2 separate regions of the Homo sapiens genome follow, and region 1 is linked to region 2. Evidence: chromatin loops called from intact Hi-C (ENCODE). Cell type or tissue: endothelial cell of umbilical vein. All regions are shown on one strand. Each heading gives the region's core, and the rest is flanking DNA. Links, peaks and the distances in the headings are about the cores only. Region 1 overlaps IQCJ-SCHIP1 (IQCJ-SCHIP1 readthrough). Region 2 holds the start of LOC101928351 (a long non-coding RNA gene).

Evidence for each region. Hi-C counts contacts between places; a loop is a spot of excess contacts. Peaks named below come from ENCODE experiments on the same cell type or tissue, not always from the same donor. Only the 100,000 strongest peaks of a DNase experiment are listed, where the experiment ranks them.
Region 1: a loop joins it to region 2, with 7 times the contacts of the local background. A loop is called at or near these places in 10 of 110 quality-filtered maps.

The regions. Positions count from the first base shown.
Region 1 is chr3:159,260,836-159,269,136 of GRCh38, reverse strand. IQCJ-SCHIP1 (IQCJ-SCHIP1 readthrough) reads right to left here. Exons shown (of 10, transcript NM_001414413.1): 4 at 6,454-6,589. IQCJ (IQ motif containing J) reads right to left here. Exons shown (of 4, transcript NM_001042706.3): 4 at 5,390-6,589. The coding sequence ends at 6,406. Among named protein-coding and RNA genes, the nearest start is that of SCHIP1, 8.3 kb to the left of the region's middle. In endothelial cell of umbilical vein, for the core only: CTCF peaks have their summits at 1,954, 2,158 (motif pointing left) and 5,211 (motif pointing left); a DNase peak (open chromatin) is centred at 5,186; H3K27me3 peaks cover 571 bases.
Region 2 is chr3:159,824,817-159,833,096 of GRCh38, reverse strand. The region is part of intron 4 of IQCJ-SCHIP1 (IQCJ-SCHIP1 readthrough); the gene reads right to left. All of the region lies in intron 2 of SCHIP1 (schwannomin interacting protein 1), which reads right to left. It overlaps LOC101928351 (a long non-coding RNA gene), which reads left to right and starts at 5,272. Exons shown (of 4, transcript XR_007096144.1): 1 at 5,272-8,280. In endothelial cell of umbilical vein, for the core only: a CTCF peak has its summit at 4,452 (motif pointing left); DNase peaks (open chromatin) are centred at 3,306 and 4,396; H3K27ac peaks cover 876 bases.

The sequences.
Region 1 (8,301 bases), core at 302-8,301, 560 kb after region 2:
AATGAATCAGTGATCAATTAACTGTCAATTTTGCATATCGTTCTGAACTCACGCAATGTTTAATATTAGCAGTCCTTTTGAAAAAATTTTAAATCCCCAAACCAGAACAACATGTTTATTTTTAAACCTATCAAGAAAAATTACCCTCAAACCATGATGTTAAAAGGATAATTTGGGAAAAGGAATCTATATTATCAGCCAATATTTAGAGACATAAAAGGGAGAGGATGTTTGTGGTATAAAGATACTATTTTATATAAAAATAGATTTATGCATACTGTCATATATGTTTATATATTATATAATTTGTAAAACTTTGGAAAATGAAATACTCTCTCAGGCTCTGGTTTGAAAGAAGAGGAATGTATCTACTTCTAAGTAAATACTAAGAAGTCTTCTCTTTTTATATATGGTTAATATATTCTCAGAACCAAAATTTGGAACAAATAGACAAAGAATTTGTGCTATTTGGGGGTCTGAAAGGAAGGATGAAAGATAATGTTTGGGTACTAAAACATTAGAATTCATGAGACCTAAATTTATAACAGCTGAGCTTAATACTGTAACCTGTCCCTGACCTGGAAAATCTAGGTTATTAAATTATTAAGTAGCACAAAGCTTACATTCGCTATAGTTTGTTTTTTGTTTTTGTTGTTGTTGTTGTTGTTTTTGAGACGGAGTCTTGCTCTGTCACCCAGGCTGGAGTGCAGTGGCACAATCTCGGCTCACTTGCAGGCTCTGCCTCCCGGGTTCAAGCAATTCTCCTGCCTCAGCCTCCCAGGTAGCTGGGATTACAGGCGCACACCATCATGCTCAGCTAATTTTTGTATTTTTAGTAGAGACAGGGTTTCACCATGTTGGTCAGGATGGTCTCGACCTCCTGACCTCAGGTGTTCTGCCCACTTCAGCCTCCCAAAGTGCTGGGATTACAGGCATGAGCCACCACACCCGGCCCATATTCTCTATAGTTTTAAATATCTCAAAATTGTATTAGAAGGGGTCCCAGAAATCCTCTTTCAGGGCTGAGTTTTCCCCCAACCAAGTGTGACTTTGTAACAAGACTTTCTCCCTAATTAGTCACCAGAGTTTTCTTGATGTATTTAAAGCCTGGAGGTTGTAAATCTGAAAAGGGCAATAAAGCTTGAGGATAATGAAGCAGTTTGAATGTTGGTGAATACGCCGCGTTCAACAGCAAGGGTAAGACTGACTTTTAGAAGTATATTTGGAAAGGTTTGGTGGGTCATCTGGCTAGCTGTTGAATATCCAGACACTCTTGCTAAATGCCGGGACACTTAAGCAGTGCTGTTAACCTAAGCATCCCACAGCCTTCACGCCAGAAGTAACACTCAGGTGTTACTTCACACCTGAGGTAACAGTCTTCAGCTGGTCCAAATCGGTGGTTTTGACCCTGCTCAGGACTATAATTCCTCTTGACTAGGAATGAAGTAAGGTCTGCTGGTAGAAGTTGGGCAGCTGCAGGAATGGCACTTAATTCTGCTTTCCCCAGTGTCCTAAGAATCTGCCTGTTCCTTATTCATCAGGTCTTGGAAGGAAGGAGAGCGATCTATGCTTGCTTTTACTCTGAGTGTGGGGGTGGTCTCTCAGAGAAGGTCTACCCATTTAGATGCAAAAGGACTCAGTTCATCTTCAGAACTGGAAAATCAATCTTTAGTAAGAGCAACACTAAAATAAATGCTTAATTTATTACCTTCGTAATGTACAGTTCCAATATATATATTCATATTCATTCTGGGGCATGAGTTGATTCTCATGGATTCACTTGGGGAATCACAAACAAGTACTGTGCCCCTCAATCAGTGTCAAGTTAAAAATTCCATCTCTGCTCTCCACAGTTTTTCCACAGCATTTTGAATAAACTCACTGAACGTTTTCAAGAGCAGATTCAAAATCAACTAATATTTAGTGAGAGCCTTCAGAGTCCCAGGTTCTGTGCTGTAGTTTACATGCGTAGTGCCGTTTAACCTTCACAGCAATCCCAATCCATTTCTGAGGTGGGTATTATTTCCAGTTTCAGATGAGGAATGTCCTCTCAAATGATATATCTTGGACACATAGAAATAGTGGCAGAGCTGCTATTGTAAGTCACATCCTCCTACCCAGGCAGCGCCTCATTCCATGAGCCACAGTGCCCCCTATAGGCCAGATCATAATAATATGGGAACCAATGGGAGAGAGAGGCGTGACCGCAAAGCAAGGCCCAAGCAGGAGGAAACAATTCTAAGCCAAAAGAGATTGAGAATGTCTCTAAATAATCCCAAAGATTTTTCCGGACTTATTTGTAAGGTCATGCTAATAATTTCTGAAAAGGTCATCAATCTTGGAGTTTAGAAAATACCATGCTATAGTTTCTTTCCATGATAATCCTATTAGACAAGCTACAGATCTCTGGGAGCTGGAAACGAAAAGCGTTAAATATTTTATGATATGAAATTGATTAATAAAAAATACACAGGGCATTTCCTACTGTTGTCCTTTGTGCAATAACTAATATTTTTTAAGGAGAGAAGATTACTCTTTTTAAAAATCATTTTGATATCCACAAGCTCCATTCCCTAACAGTTGCTATTCAAAATTCCTATTTCTAAAACAAATTTTTCTGTTACCACATGATACATTGCAGTGTAAGGGCACTTAATATGCAAATTGCTAACATAACTTAATATTATCTTCCCTTCTGTTGCTCTTTAATTTGGCATTGAACAGCTGAGGTTTGAGGTTTTAATCAAGGAGCATTGAATGAAGCAATTTATAAAATCAAATGAGGGTTTTAAAAATATTGTTTCATTCACTGTTTGTAACTACCAAATTGTAAAGCAGTCTTAGAAATGCATGAACTGATTGCTTGACCGTGTCTAAATGCAGCCTTCTTTTCAAGTAATATAGTGGAAGAATAAAATATGGAGCTCCAACCCAATGGGTGGCCCAAGAAAAGGTAGTTATCTCTTTAAGTCTCTTTTTCATCACCTGTAAAATGGAGATAATAATAGTGTCTTTCTTTGTATGATCATTGATAGGATTAAACAAGATAATAGCAGAGTGCCTGGCACATAACAAGTGCTCAGCTTTTATTAAGATAATGAATTTGAGCACTCATACTTAAACGTTACTTTTGTTATATATTTTAAGGCAGAAATGTTCAAAGAACCACATTAACCACTAGGCCTAGCCAAAACAATCAGAGCAGAAGCATGCAAAAGCATCATTATCAGCTCCACACAGGAACTCAACCAGATTAGTGAGCTGATTTCCTGTGTAGTGCATGCCTGGGGTAGATAGTTGAGATAGGCAATAATTGCAGTTATGGGCGTGGGGCTGCAGAGCAGCTGGCAATGTCCAGAAGTTAGGTAAGGGCTTGTTGGCCTCCATTAAGGTTGTGTTAGAGGTTAGTAGAAGGAAGGAAGGGACTTGGGACAAGACAGTCAGTTGATCAGATATGAGAAGATAGAAAATTGTCTAGGCAGTAACAGCAATAGATTAAACCCAGAGAAAGAGGGCTGAGGTTCAACAACCTGGAAAAGATCAAGCAAGAGGCAGGGCATAAAGAACTCCCCAGGGACACAGCTCACTGACAACATTTGACTTGGACTGAAGGCTTTTAACACAGAAGTTCCAAATGGACTCATGGTTGTTAGAGGAAGCTCATTTCTTGATGACAGGCTTAGTCAGTGTAGGCCAGGGATCATCCTATTCCCTCCATAAACTTGAGGTCCATTCACTGGAGGGTGAGAAAACCAAGTCTTTCTATCTGGGGCTCCTTGAGAGTATGTATGAACCCAGTGGGTCTGGCAAGCTGGTCAAGGTAGAGAAGAATCACCTTCCTTCCACCAGGCAACTTGTCCCCAGGTGACTGCAACCTCCAAGAGATGTAAGGATGAATCTTCCCAACAGGGGCCCTGGCAAACTGATGATCACAGCAGATAAAACAAGCTTAGCTCACTAAACTCCAAACAACTACATATAAAGTTTTCTTTTAAACTGTGACTTGGATATTTTACCTAAGTGACAAACCAGAGACTTGGAAGCATCCCAACATCTTATATTTTCATATTTTATTTTTTACATTTAATGTCACATCACTGTCATTATCAATATTTAAGTCATTGTTATAATCAATAACTTCTATTAGAATTCTGGGCAGGGCCTGCTTGCTTTCTGACAGCTAATTCTTTTTGAAAATCTGTTCTGATTCTAATTCTTTTTTTTTTGTTTTCCCCTCTGTCATCCAGGCTGGAGTGCAGTGGCGCAATCTCGGCTCACTGCAACCTCTGCCTCCTGGGTTTCAAGCCGTTCATTCTCCTGCCTCAGTCTTCCAAGTAGCTGGGATTACAGGTGCATGCCACCACACCCAGCTAATTTTTGTATTTTTGGTAGAGACAGGGTTTCGCTATGTTAGCTAGGCTGATCTCAAACTCCTGACCTCAAGCGATCTGCCCACCTCAGCCTCCCAAAGTGCTGGGATTACAGGCATTGATTCTCACTTTTTATAGGCAATCATGGGTGAGCCAGACTGCCATTCACTGAATACAGTCATCCTCAGCACATGAGCACAGAGCTAAAGGATGATGATATGGTGGGGCTACAGGATGCACCCCCAATTCAGTCTGATATACCTTATGGGAGAACAAATTTCTGGGAACATTTGAGGGAGGAAATATCTTCTACTAAAAACCAACAAGGAATCAGGAGGCTAAGCTAAATTAAATAAAGTAGAACTGTTAGTGAAGCTGTGCAGAGATATAAATGAAGTTGATGACTCATGAACAGGGAAGAACATGCATTTATGCACAAAACACTTATGCTAGAATCGAAGCAGTACAGCCGTACAAATATAAAACAAACATATATTCTCATAGGAGTCCAATAAAACCGAAAGGTTAAGCACCCTAAAGCAACACTAAAACTTTTAGATATCACTGGATTCAGCAGCAATTGAGAATTGTCGTGAATTGGGGCTGTGAGAAGGTACAAAAAAAGTAAATCCAAACATTTAACTCACAAAGTGATTTCTAATATTGAGTTTCCATCATTCAAATAAAATCCAAAAGTCATCTAATTTGCACTTTCTATTGGCATTTACAGCAAAGACATCTTAAACATTCAATTCTCACTTTAGTTTTTACCTCACAAATCATGAGTTAGACACAAACGAGAAGCCCTGGCATTTTCCAGTGTAGTTCACGAGTGCCCTCTAGTGATAGTGAGGTCAGTTAGGATAAGCCATTCCCCTAAATAATTGTTTTAAAAAGTGAAGATTCACTAAATGTTCAATTTCTGCTGTCAATTAAAAATGGATCTTCTGCCACTTTTATTTGCACTGCTATAAACTCAACTTATTCTCTCTCTTTAAATCCATATCTAGGCAAAACCATTTATTGAAGAATATGCAATGCAACCATCTGAAAACATTTCAAATACAGTAACTTTTACCTGATCCCAAAAAGAATACATTGCGTTGAGTGTTGGGAAACCTTTTTACCACAGAATAAACATGATAACCAAAAGTAAAAGAAAAATTTTTGGAAGTAATATACTTGTGTAATTACTTCATTTCTCTAACTTTTCAGCATTTCAGTGACTGGTTACAAATTATCACAATGCTTAAATCCACAAAATCCTGGTTCATAAATCCCTCATCACTGATTTCTTCCCACTTTTGGTGTTTTTTAAAAATAAAGACTTCCAGCAGATTCCCTTATTCCTTAACTCTCTATCTCAGATTTCTTAAACTGGTGGCCTGTAGGTCAATTGTGGTCTGTAGGCATGCTTACTTTACCTTTTAAATTTTCTTACTGGCTGCTAACACTTAAAAATGCAGATTTCTGACATGTCCTGAAGAAAGAAAATCACATTTGGCCATGCCTGCCTGTATCGCCACATGGTGTCACATTGTCAGGAGCCAAGTGCGCTGCCCTTCAGGTGAGGTCTATGTTCTCCGTGTAGCCAGGGGCACAGCTCAGCCACCTCAGTCATGAGGGTGACTTACCTGGCCCCTGGAGACATTTAAGTTGCAACCCCTGAGTGTGTGACCACTTTCAATTCTTCTGGTAAAAGTTCTCTTTCTACTCCTTATAACCAATCTTATCTTCTATCATATTAGCACCACACAATAAAAGAAACACACAGCACATACTAAAAGAAATATGCTATTATAAAGAAAAGCAAAAAAGATACCTCCATAATAGAGAAATGAGAACACATAAATGCAATCTATTTTCTCCAGACTTGATAAAGTTCACTTTGTGCTTATGAATTGTGTCTTTATTTTGAGGTGACAAAACTCTCACCATGGGTTCCTGGGTAGCAAATAAGCTACATAGATCTTCACTGTCACAAACCACCTGCTCACATCCCAAGATTTCTCTCTTAGAACCAAAGTCTAGGCTTTCAGTTGAATGTCAAGTCAGGACATAGAAAAAGAAACATGACACTCACGGGTGTGCTGCTGTCGGAGAAGGTGTTCATGCTGACAGAGCTGCTCAGCTTCTCTGAGGAGACAGAGGGTGGGGACGGGCTCCTCTTCCCCAGGGGCTCCTGCCGCTGCAGGTACTCTCGCCATGCTCGCTGAATGCTGAAAAAACAAAACAAAACAAAAAACAGCACACACATGATTACTGTTGGATCATGGTCCACAGACTCAGAAACTCACAAGGAGTCTGAAGGAATTGGCTTTGGTGCCAAGGGAAGTAGAACATACAGAATGTGATGTAGTGAATCAGGAGACCTGAACTTTAACTTCAATCCAGCCATGGAGACTGTCTCCCTACCTTACTGGTTTGACTTTCACAGACTTGACTGCACTCAACCGGCCTAAAAGAGTCAACTTAATAATAAAATTCATCAGTCAAAACAAACTAGTTTGCACAGGTAAATGTACTTTGATTTATGAGACAACAAATTCTTTCAATTTTTCATCTTATATTTTAGATGAGAATAATAAATAGGCTGACTACTACTGCATGCACTCAATGTGTGATTTTTGAGGGGCCATTCTGTGCCAGGGTCAGCTGTAGACTCTGAACAGGGACTCTGCCGTGCACAGCTCCAGAGCAGTCCTTTGCATGACTGCAAGGTGAAGGTGTCAGTGATGTGCAGCACAGTCTGCATGGCCAAATGCAGTGGCCCTGCTGTGGGGCACAAGGCAGGCGAGAGCACCACATCATGGGTTTTATATACTGTGGAAGGGAATAGGAAATGGACAAAGATTATAAATAAAGAAATGGACAAAGATTATTCAAGTGTTACGTACTACTCAGAGAATTAATGTAATGTCATTAGGCAGCTATTTCAGGTTTCGCCTAAGGAAGTTATTTTCTGTGATTAGTATCAGAAAAAATAAATTATCTTCTGCTCAGGATAACGGAAACCTCTTCTTAATATAAGCTAAGTGATTCCCCCATGGACTGTGTATTAGTCCGTTTTCATGCTGCTATGAAGAAATACCCGAGACTGGGTAATTTATTAAGAAAAGAGGTTTAATTGACTCACAGTTCTGCATGGCTGGGGAGGTCTCAGGAAACTTACAATCATGGCAGAAGGCACCTCTTCTGAGTAAAGGGGGAAGCCCCATGTAAAAGCACCAGACCTCCTGAGAACTCACTATCAACAGAACGGCATGGGGGAAATTGCCCCATGATTCAATTGTCTACATCTGGTCACACCCTTGACATGTGGGGATCATTACAATTCAAGGTGAGATTTGGGTAGGGACACAGAGCCAAATCATATCAGACTGGCTTGTGATCTTTGAGATTAACATCTCGATTTTCATAGGGGGGGTCACTGAACACAGTCTAACCTCTTCTGGGAGTTAACAGTTCATGCGGACTAGTTGTTAGGATTCAGCCTTTTAAAATAGTTTAAGATAGCTGTATTAATTCTATCACTATCTCTTCTAAACTCCTGGAAGCATCTGATCTCTGTAATTCTTTCACACACAACCTATGTCATTAAAGTTGTTTCTGAATCAACAAACTTATTTATTCTCATTTGGCTGGAATAGTTCAAAGATCATCAATTCTCAATGGTCACAGCATATAAATAACAAAAAAAATGTGACCACATTATTGAATCTGTATGTTTTCCCTAATTTATTAAAGGTCTGGGAATTACAATGCTCAAGGAAAAGTCCATCAACTGTAGTGAAAACAATACTTTTGGGTCAGTAGCCAATTCCCTGAAGCTAGGAAACTTAAGCTTTAGGGGTTCTTACTTAAAGGCCAGGAGCCTCTTCCAAGATCCTGATGAGGGGCTCTTCATGATTTGTATAGAATTGTAAAAATA
Region 2 (8,280 bases), core at 1-8,000:
TATCCATGTGGTATACATTCCAAGACCCCTAGCGGATGCCTGAAACTGAAGATAGTACTGAACCTTATACATACCATGTTTTTCCCATACGTACATATCTGTGATAAAGTTTAATTTATAACTTAGGCACAGTAAGAGATTAACAACAATAACAGGTAATAAAATAGAACAATTATAACAATATACTGTAGTAACAGTCATGTGAATGTGGTCTCTCTCTCAAAATAGCTTAATATTTTCACACCACAGTTGACCGATGGTAACTGAAACTAAGGAAAATGAGACTGCAGATAAGGGTAGGAAGCCCACATTTAGAGAGCAAGGGGATGCAAAGGAGACATAGTCAACAAAGTGAGAAGAGAATGAAAACTAACACAGTGAGAAGTGACAAGAAGAGAGGGAACGCTGACAGAGCCTAGTTTCTTCAAATACTGCAGGGACGCGGAGGAGAAAAACAACCAGAAGCCATTAATTTGGACTATTAGGAAGTCACGAGTTATGCCAAGGGAATAATTTCAGTAGTCGTGTGTTAGGGGTGGAAGCTGGGTGGTTGTGGCTAAGAAGTTGAGGGTCTGAGTTGAGAGTTTGTGAACAAGCTTGTTAATAAATCAGAGCATTAGGCTGGTAGCTTGGAGAGGTTGCCAATGTAGCTGATGTTTAAGATGTGGGAGACCCAAATGTCTAGGTGGGCAGCAGGAAAGGAGCCAGCAAAGGGAGAAACTGATGATGGTGAATAGAAAATAAGGGCCAGGTGCTAGAAGAACTGGGTCAGGAGTGTCTGGCAGGCATTCATTCAGTCTTGGGACTGAAGATATGGTGAGTAAAGTTACAAATTAATGTCGAGTAAAGAGGAAGTTGTGGTGGCGATAGGGGAAGATACAGGAGCACAGATGGCTGGGTGGCCTTGATCTGGTCCCTAAAGCTGCTTGGTTGGAGCTGCTGCAGGTTAAAACCCCTAGGGCAAGGATGTGGAATCAGAGGCTGCACCAGTAAGAAATCTCTTTCCAAGAGATTTTGTAGGGGCTTTGTTGTATTATTTGACAACAGTCAATTCTGCTACAGATGAACAAGAAAAAGAAGATGGATGAAACTCATAAACGTGTGTTAAGTATAGATAATGACTATGTAGTAGCTTATAAGACACAGGTGAAATGTATGTGTTACATTTAGATAATGAGTAAGTAAACAGACATACAATCATTCCCCCTTATCTATGGTTTCGCTTTTCAAGGTTTTAGTTACCTGTAGTCAACCATGGTTTGAAACTATTAAATGGAAAATTCCAGAAATAAACAATTCATAAGTTTTAAATTCTGTGCCATTCTTCTGATGAACCCTCGTGCCATCCTACCCAGGATGTGAATCCTCTCTTTGTCCAGCATATCCACACTGTGGACACTCTACACCCAGGAGTCACTAAGTAGCTGGCTCAGTATCAGTTTGACTGTCTTGGTATCATAATGCTTGTATTCAAGTAACCCTTACTTTACTTAATAACGACCTCAAAATGCAAGAGCCATGATGCTGGCATATTGTTATAATTATTCTATTTTATGATTAGTTATTGTGAATCTCTTACTGTACCTAATTTATAAATTAAACTTTATAATAGGTATGTATAGGAAAAAACCATAATATATTGGGTTTGGGACTATCCACGGTTTCAGGCATCCTCCGAGGGTCCTGGAAAGTATCCCTGGCAGGCCAAGGGGGAGACTACTGTAGTCAGAATTCATGAGATGTGTTAAATATCAATAAGTAAGTTAGTAGCAGATTTGTTAAGCCTAGATCAAGTGTGTAGGTGCCAAGCATAGAAAGGGATGAAAAGACTAAAGAACCGCCTAATATTCATGACACACTAAATCATCTGAGCCACATGAGGCCCTCATTCATTAGATTTTATGTTGATTTCCCATTGATGACACCCATTCTGGTCCAATGTGTCCTCTGCCCAAGAAATGTAAATGCAATCCCCAGCTTCTCATCAGGCTAAGAGGCAAGCTACAGAGGAAGCCAGAGGGAATTGGCTCTGTCTCTTACAAAGCAAGTTGTGTGTCACTGGCAGATACCTTGTGTCTAAGTGGAACAGGAATCCTTTCTCAAACCTCAACTGTGGTTCATAACCATATCCTCAACAGGAAAGGCTGTTGTGGCAGAGAGGCTGGACATATAAATATTGTGTAACTCAAGGTCCTGCCATACTCCTGTGCCATATCCTAAGTAGTCAGCTCATCCCATCTCTTTCCCTTGCTTCTTGCCTTGCATTTTAAATAGAGGTAAAGAACTGTGTGATCTGAACATCTTAATTTGGCCTGTGACTTCTGGGATAGAATGTCTGGTAGTGTACTTGCAGGCTACTATTGCGTCAAGGTCATTTCCCACACTATAGATGTGGAACAGAGCCCCAGAAGAGGACAGCTGGTGTCAGGATACTTCTCCACTTCCAACAATACTCTGAGGCCCAAAAATAGAAAGTAAGGGAAGAATAAAAATGAGACAGGTTATAATTTTTTAGCCTTATAATTATAAATAAGAAATTTACCTGAGAGTCTTATAACCTATGTAAATTAATTTACTCAGAAGTTTGGACTATTCTGACCTTGGTTATGCTTATGTTTATTATTTCACATTATATGAAAAAAATAGTTTCCTGAGAAAATTATTAGTGTGAATCACTAATTGGTTGTCACTTTTTCTTCTATTTTCTTAAATACTAGAATTTGCTTTTAAAATGAAAATCAATATGAAAACCAACATGCAAAACAATCAAATGTTTCTATCAGGATAAAATTATTCTGAGTTCAAATCTATATTCATGTGTCTCTCAATGAGAACATGATGCTGTTTGTGATACAAAAAAAGAGAAAGCAGAATTTATAGATGTCAGTTATAATCTTATTCCAGATATAGCTTTACATAGAACTAAATGTAAAGCTACATCTGGAATAAGATTTTGTTTGGTTGTGCCACATCGAAAGAATCCTGTTTCACACAAGTAAGTAGTTGTAAATGGTAATGGTTCTTTTAATGGATTATGTTGCAATCTCTGCGTATTCTTCATTAAACATGTCCAGAATCTTAAAAGCAAAGTAGCAAGAAACTTATTCAAAATTGGTTTACTAACAATATATAGCAATTACTCATATTTCTGATTATAAACAAGATAAGACAGAGTACCCAAACTTACAATAGGTCATTAATCTATAACAGTACCTTCTCATTTGATATATTGGGTGTTTGCTTGTCATTGCACAACCGACTGTTAGGCTTGATGAGAGACTGTGCCAAACAGATGTGCCTGATCCTAACCTGGCACTGAACCAAGCTGGGCCTCTGGGCAACTTGCGTAATTTTATTGCTTGGGCATGCACAGGCATGAATTTTTTAGAAAGGCCAGTACAGAGCTACCACCTTCATGGTCAATGACACATATTTATAAGTTCGTTGATTTTGAGGACTGTGAAAGACTACTTCACCTGGCAGGATAAATTAAATATGCTGACGTCGAAAAATTGGGTTGAGAGAAATACTTTGCACAGATTATGAGGGAATTAAATCATTACAGTTTGGGCTGAAACGTTATATTCTTCTTACCACAGCTTTACAGGACTTTTCTCCAAAGTCCCATAGACTATCTCATTTGTAGTTGTATTCTGAATTATTTTCACATTTCACAACTCTTTAATTTCCAGTTTGATTTTTTTTGGGGGGCTTGGGGATGAGATGTTTAGCCGCTCATATAATAGGTACAAATTAATCTCTAAAAATATCTCCAGCAACCCTGGGTTTCTACAGACACAGTTTGAAATGTAATACATTAGGCAATGCTATAGCAGGCAGCCTCCCTTTGCCTCTAGAATAATGAGATGGTTTTATATTTCAATAGAATCTGCCAGAGTACTTGTTTATTGGACACAATCCTATTATTTTTCCCATAGTATTTTATGCCCAACAGTAACTGAAATTCACATGCTGTAGAAAAACAGCAACTGACGGATAGGTAAATCTGGGTGAAGTCTACATCGTTTCGTCCCCAATTTATGTCAACATTTAAAGACCATCTCTTTTACTCTCTGTTTTCCAGCATTTGGAGTCAGAGAACGCAGTGGCAGAAAAAGTGAAAAGTAGTATAAATTTGCCAGGGCTAAGGCAAGACTTTCCAAATAAAAATAAGTTGGGTTGTCATGTCAAGAAGGGCTAAGCTCAAACTAACACAAAGTTTGTGTGCATGCGTGTATGTGTGTAGGGGAATAAGGGTCATGCTTCCCCTTTATCATTCCAGGTATCTTAGCAGCACAGATAGCCTTGCCTACCAATACAAATGCATTTTGCTAAAGCAGTACATGGAATCTCTGACAATAAAAAAGCTTTTCAATGCTCCGAGGCGATAGTGGCTGATTAAAACCAGGTTAATAGAGTACTGGGGAAGAGAACAGACCGTGATGTTGAAGAAAGGTGCCCTCTAGTGGACTATTGTGTTTTTTAATCTGTTTGGGATAGTATTATGAAAAAAAAATGTCAAAAGTACGATACATTTTCTCATTAACATTTCAATAATACCTTTAATAACTGTAATATAAATACATAAATCTTCAGCTACATTGGTATGTATGTGTATGTGTGTGTATATATACATATATATACGTATATATATACGTATATATACGTATATATATACGTATATATACGTATATATATACGTATATATGTATATATATATGTATATATATATATAAAGGTTACACTAATGCTAATTCATCCAAAGTTGCAATCTAGGCCATCTTTGATGGTTCTAGAGTTGATAAAATTTTGGATCAAATCAAAGACCTGGTTCTGGACTTGACTGCACTTCTTATTAGGTGTGTTTCCTTGGGCTACTGCTTCATAGCTGTCAGCCTCTATTTCCTAATCTACAATATGAATTGAGTTATAAACTGCCCCTGCCGCCCACTTTCAGGCTGTCAGATGGCTGTCTTTTTATATCAATTTCATTTTATATCATGAGTTTTCCACATCAGCAATACAATATAACAATAATATATTATATATAGCATTGGGTGAGTCAACAAAAAAAAATTAGATTTCAATTGAAGGTCTTCCTTATAGAAATTTAATGAGAGTAAAGGTGATGAGTTTGTTTTTTCTTTTTACATTGATCATGGACATTTCAAAAACTAAACACACTAGATCATGAGTTCATTATGAAAATTGAATTTACTATGAAAATCAGAGTTACTATTTAAAAAAATATTTCCAGCGTTTCTATTTTCTTTTTTTTTTTTTTTGAGACGGAGTCTCGCTCTGTCGCCCAAGCCGGACTGCGGACTGCAGTGGCGCAATCTCGGCTCACTGCAAGCTCCGCTTCCCGGGTTCACGCCATTCTCCTGCCTCAGCCTCCCGAGTAGCTGGGACTACAGGCGCCCGCCACCGTGCCCGGCTAATTTTTTGTATTTTTAGTAGAGACGGGGTTTCACTTTGTTAGCCAGGATGGTCTCGATCTCCTGACCTCATGATCCACCCGCCTCGGCCTCCCAAAGTGCTGGGATTACAGGCTTCTATTTTCAAAAAAATTATTTTGTAGGATAACGTAAAATAGTAATGAAAAGAATTTACATAGCATACCTTTTCTGAAAATGTGTTTTCCTGGTATGTCACTGAACACAGGACAGAAACATAAAATTTATGACTAAACTGTTAACATCATCTCTAAGGAGCTATTAAATTTGTCAAGGGTCCCTAAATCTTTTTTCTTTTTTAAATACAGAGGTAGTGCTGAAATGCTATTGCTATTAGTTATAATGAAATTTCGTACTAAAGAGTTTCCTTAGGTCTGTTCTCTGACCAGCTTTTCTAGGGCGAGTTAAGCAGCGACATGGACTGTTCGTACATCCTTTCTCATTTTCATTCTCTCAGAAGAAATATTCAAATTATTTTAGTCATCTGAATAGTAGAAGAAACACTATTCTAAAAAGTTTTCTGAAGTAAAAGAAAAATGTCACAAAAACATTTGAGTTACTTAACTTGCTTTGTCCTAAAGCTATTGAATTAAGAAAGTTTCTCATCTTTTAGAAGTAAATTATTTCAGAATTATAAAGGTACTGATCAGGAAATTATGCTACTCCCAACACATGACACCAGGTAAACTCATTCTCAATGAGAAGGGTTAAACCATCAGTCACAGAAGATTCATACGCAGTAAAATCAATCTGCACATTAATCCCAACTCTTCTAAAACCCTCCAATTTAAACCAGTTTTCCCTGGTGAATAGCAAAGAGAGTCTCTTTCAGACACATAAGTTGGGCCCACAAAGTGTTCACTTGTTGAAAGTGCTGGGGCTTTTTTATTATTTACTAAGAAGGTCAAGATAGAAATGAGCAGTCCTTCTGAGTTTCAGCATCTTAGATAAACCTACCTACCTCATTCCAACATCTCTCTTCTCCCCTTATCTGAGATGATGCTAAGGGACTTTAGGGTTGGTTTGTTTTCACTCTTGACTTTCAATCAAATTTTTAAAATCTAGGAAAATGAACACCATCTACCATGCCCAAATATCCACACTTGCTTTCTTCTCATGGCCTCTGATTTCCAGCGTTAACTGTGAGGAAGAGCAACTGGCTGAAGAAGTACAAATTTGCATGGCAGATGTCAGTGGAAACTTGTACTGATGGTTTAAGCTACTTGGGCTATGTTTTGAGGTTTTTAAAATCAAATTTATTTTCCAAAGGACAGACGGGATTTCTGCAGCAGAACTGTCACTACAACTGAAGCCATCAGAACTTTGACCCTAATTTCAGATGGCACAAATTTAGCCCCACTCACTCACCCGGCTGCCCCTGATTCGATCATTTTGATGGTTTCATGCTCCTTGATTTAGTTCCCAAAGTGATACAAAAAATTAAGGGCTTGCCCTCCATTAAACCTTACCCTTTGTGAATTAAAAATACTTCTAAAAACATAATCAGATTTTGTCACATCTTGGTTTCAAACTCCTCGGTTTTCCACAACATTTAGGATAAAATCCTAAATCTCTAATGCTGTTATCCAGCATTATGTTATTGGCCCTGATCTACCCTCCTGACTTCTTTGCACCTCTCAAAATCTTGCTCACACAGCTCTAGGCACACTGGTGGCCTTTGAGTTTTCTGGAAAAGCCAAGCTCGTGCCTGCAACTGTCTCAGGGCCCTCACACAAGCTGTTTCTCAACCTGTAAGCCCTCTGCCTTCACCTGAGTCACCTCTCTTGCTTAAAGTTGGAGGTTTTTCCTTAGCCCCCTGTCTAAATAAGGTCCTGCTTTAAATTCACTTAGCATACTGTTTTTTTTTCCCTCTAATTTGTGGGATTTGTAACGTTGATTTGCTCCACTAGATTGTATGCTCCGTGAGAGAGCAAGGGCCATATGTATCACGTCAACCATTGCCCATCTAGCATCTGGCACAGTGCCAGGCATATAGTAGGTGTCCAAAAAATATTGGAATGAATGAAATTCTCGAGAAGTTCTCTCACTTTAGGGCCTTGGGATCGAGGGCAGGAGTGTGCCTGTGACCAGCTGTCATTAGTTCTATTGACTACCTGTGGGAAAGCTGGTCAAGTGGCCACTTGCTCACCTCAAGACAATGAATGAAGCTTTCCTGGATGCTAAGTGACTGCCACCTTGTGAGCTAAGCCTGGCAAGACCTTTGGGCTACACTTCCCTCCTCACTGTGAGCTGTGGCTTGGGCAGGCTCAAAGGGGCCCACTCACTCTGCAGATGTGCCTCAGGGACATGGATGACTCTGCCAGCTGCACTTGAGGGCAAAATAATCATTTACAGCTTCCCAGGTAAGGCTAACACTTACTCAACTGCAGTAACTAGATGCCCCCAATTTAATAAAAATTAGTTAAGAAGAAAAAAAAGCCTAGTTTTTTTCCTTTTCTCAATTTGTCACCTTATGTGATAAATCTTTAGTTCCAGAAATAGCCCAGCAAAACAAATAACTTAATATTGCCAACTTGTACACTTCAAAAAAGTCTATTGATAAGTGTAAAAAGTCAGAATTCTTATATCTAAAGAATAATAAAGTATCACAATTAGTTTTCTAATCAGAGAATAGAAGGCAAAATGGCCAGTAGGAAGACAAACTGGGTTTTTGAAAGACATACTTTTAAATTTGCCTGTCTACTATGGGGGTTTAGGTGAGAGAAAAAAAGTAAATTAAAAAGAAAAGAAAAAAAGAGCATATTTGTTTTCTTAGAGGAAAACAAACAAATACAAATGACAGTTAAAACCAAGAAACAACCTA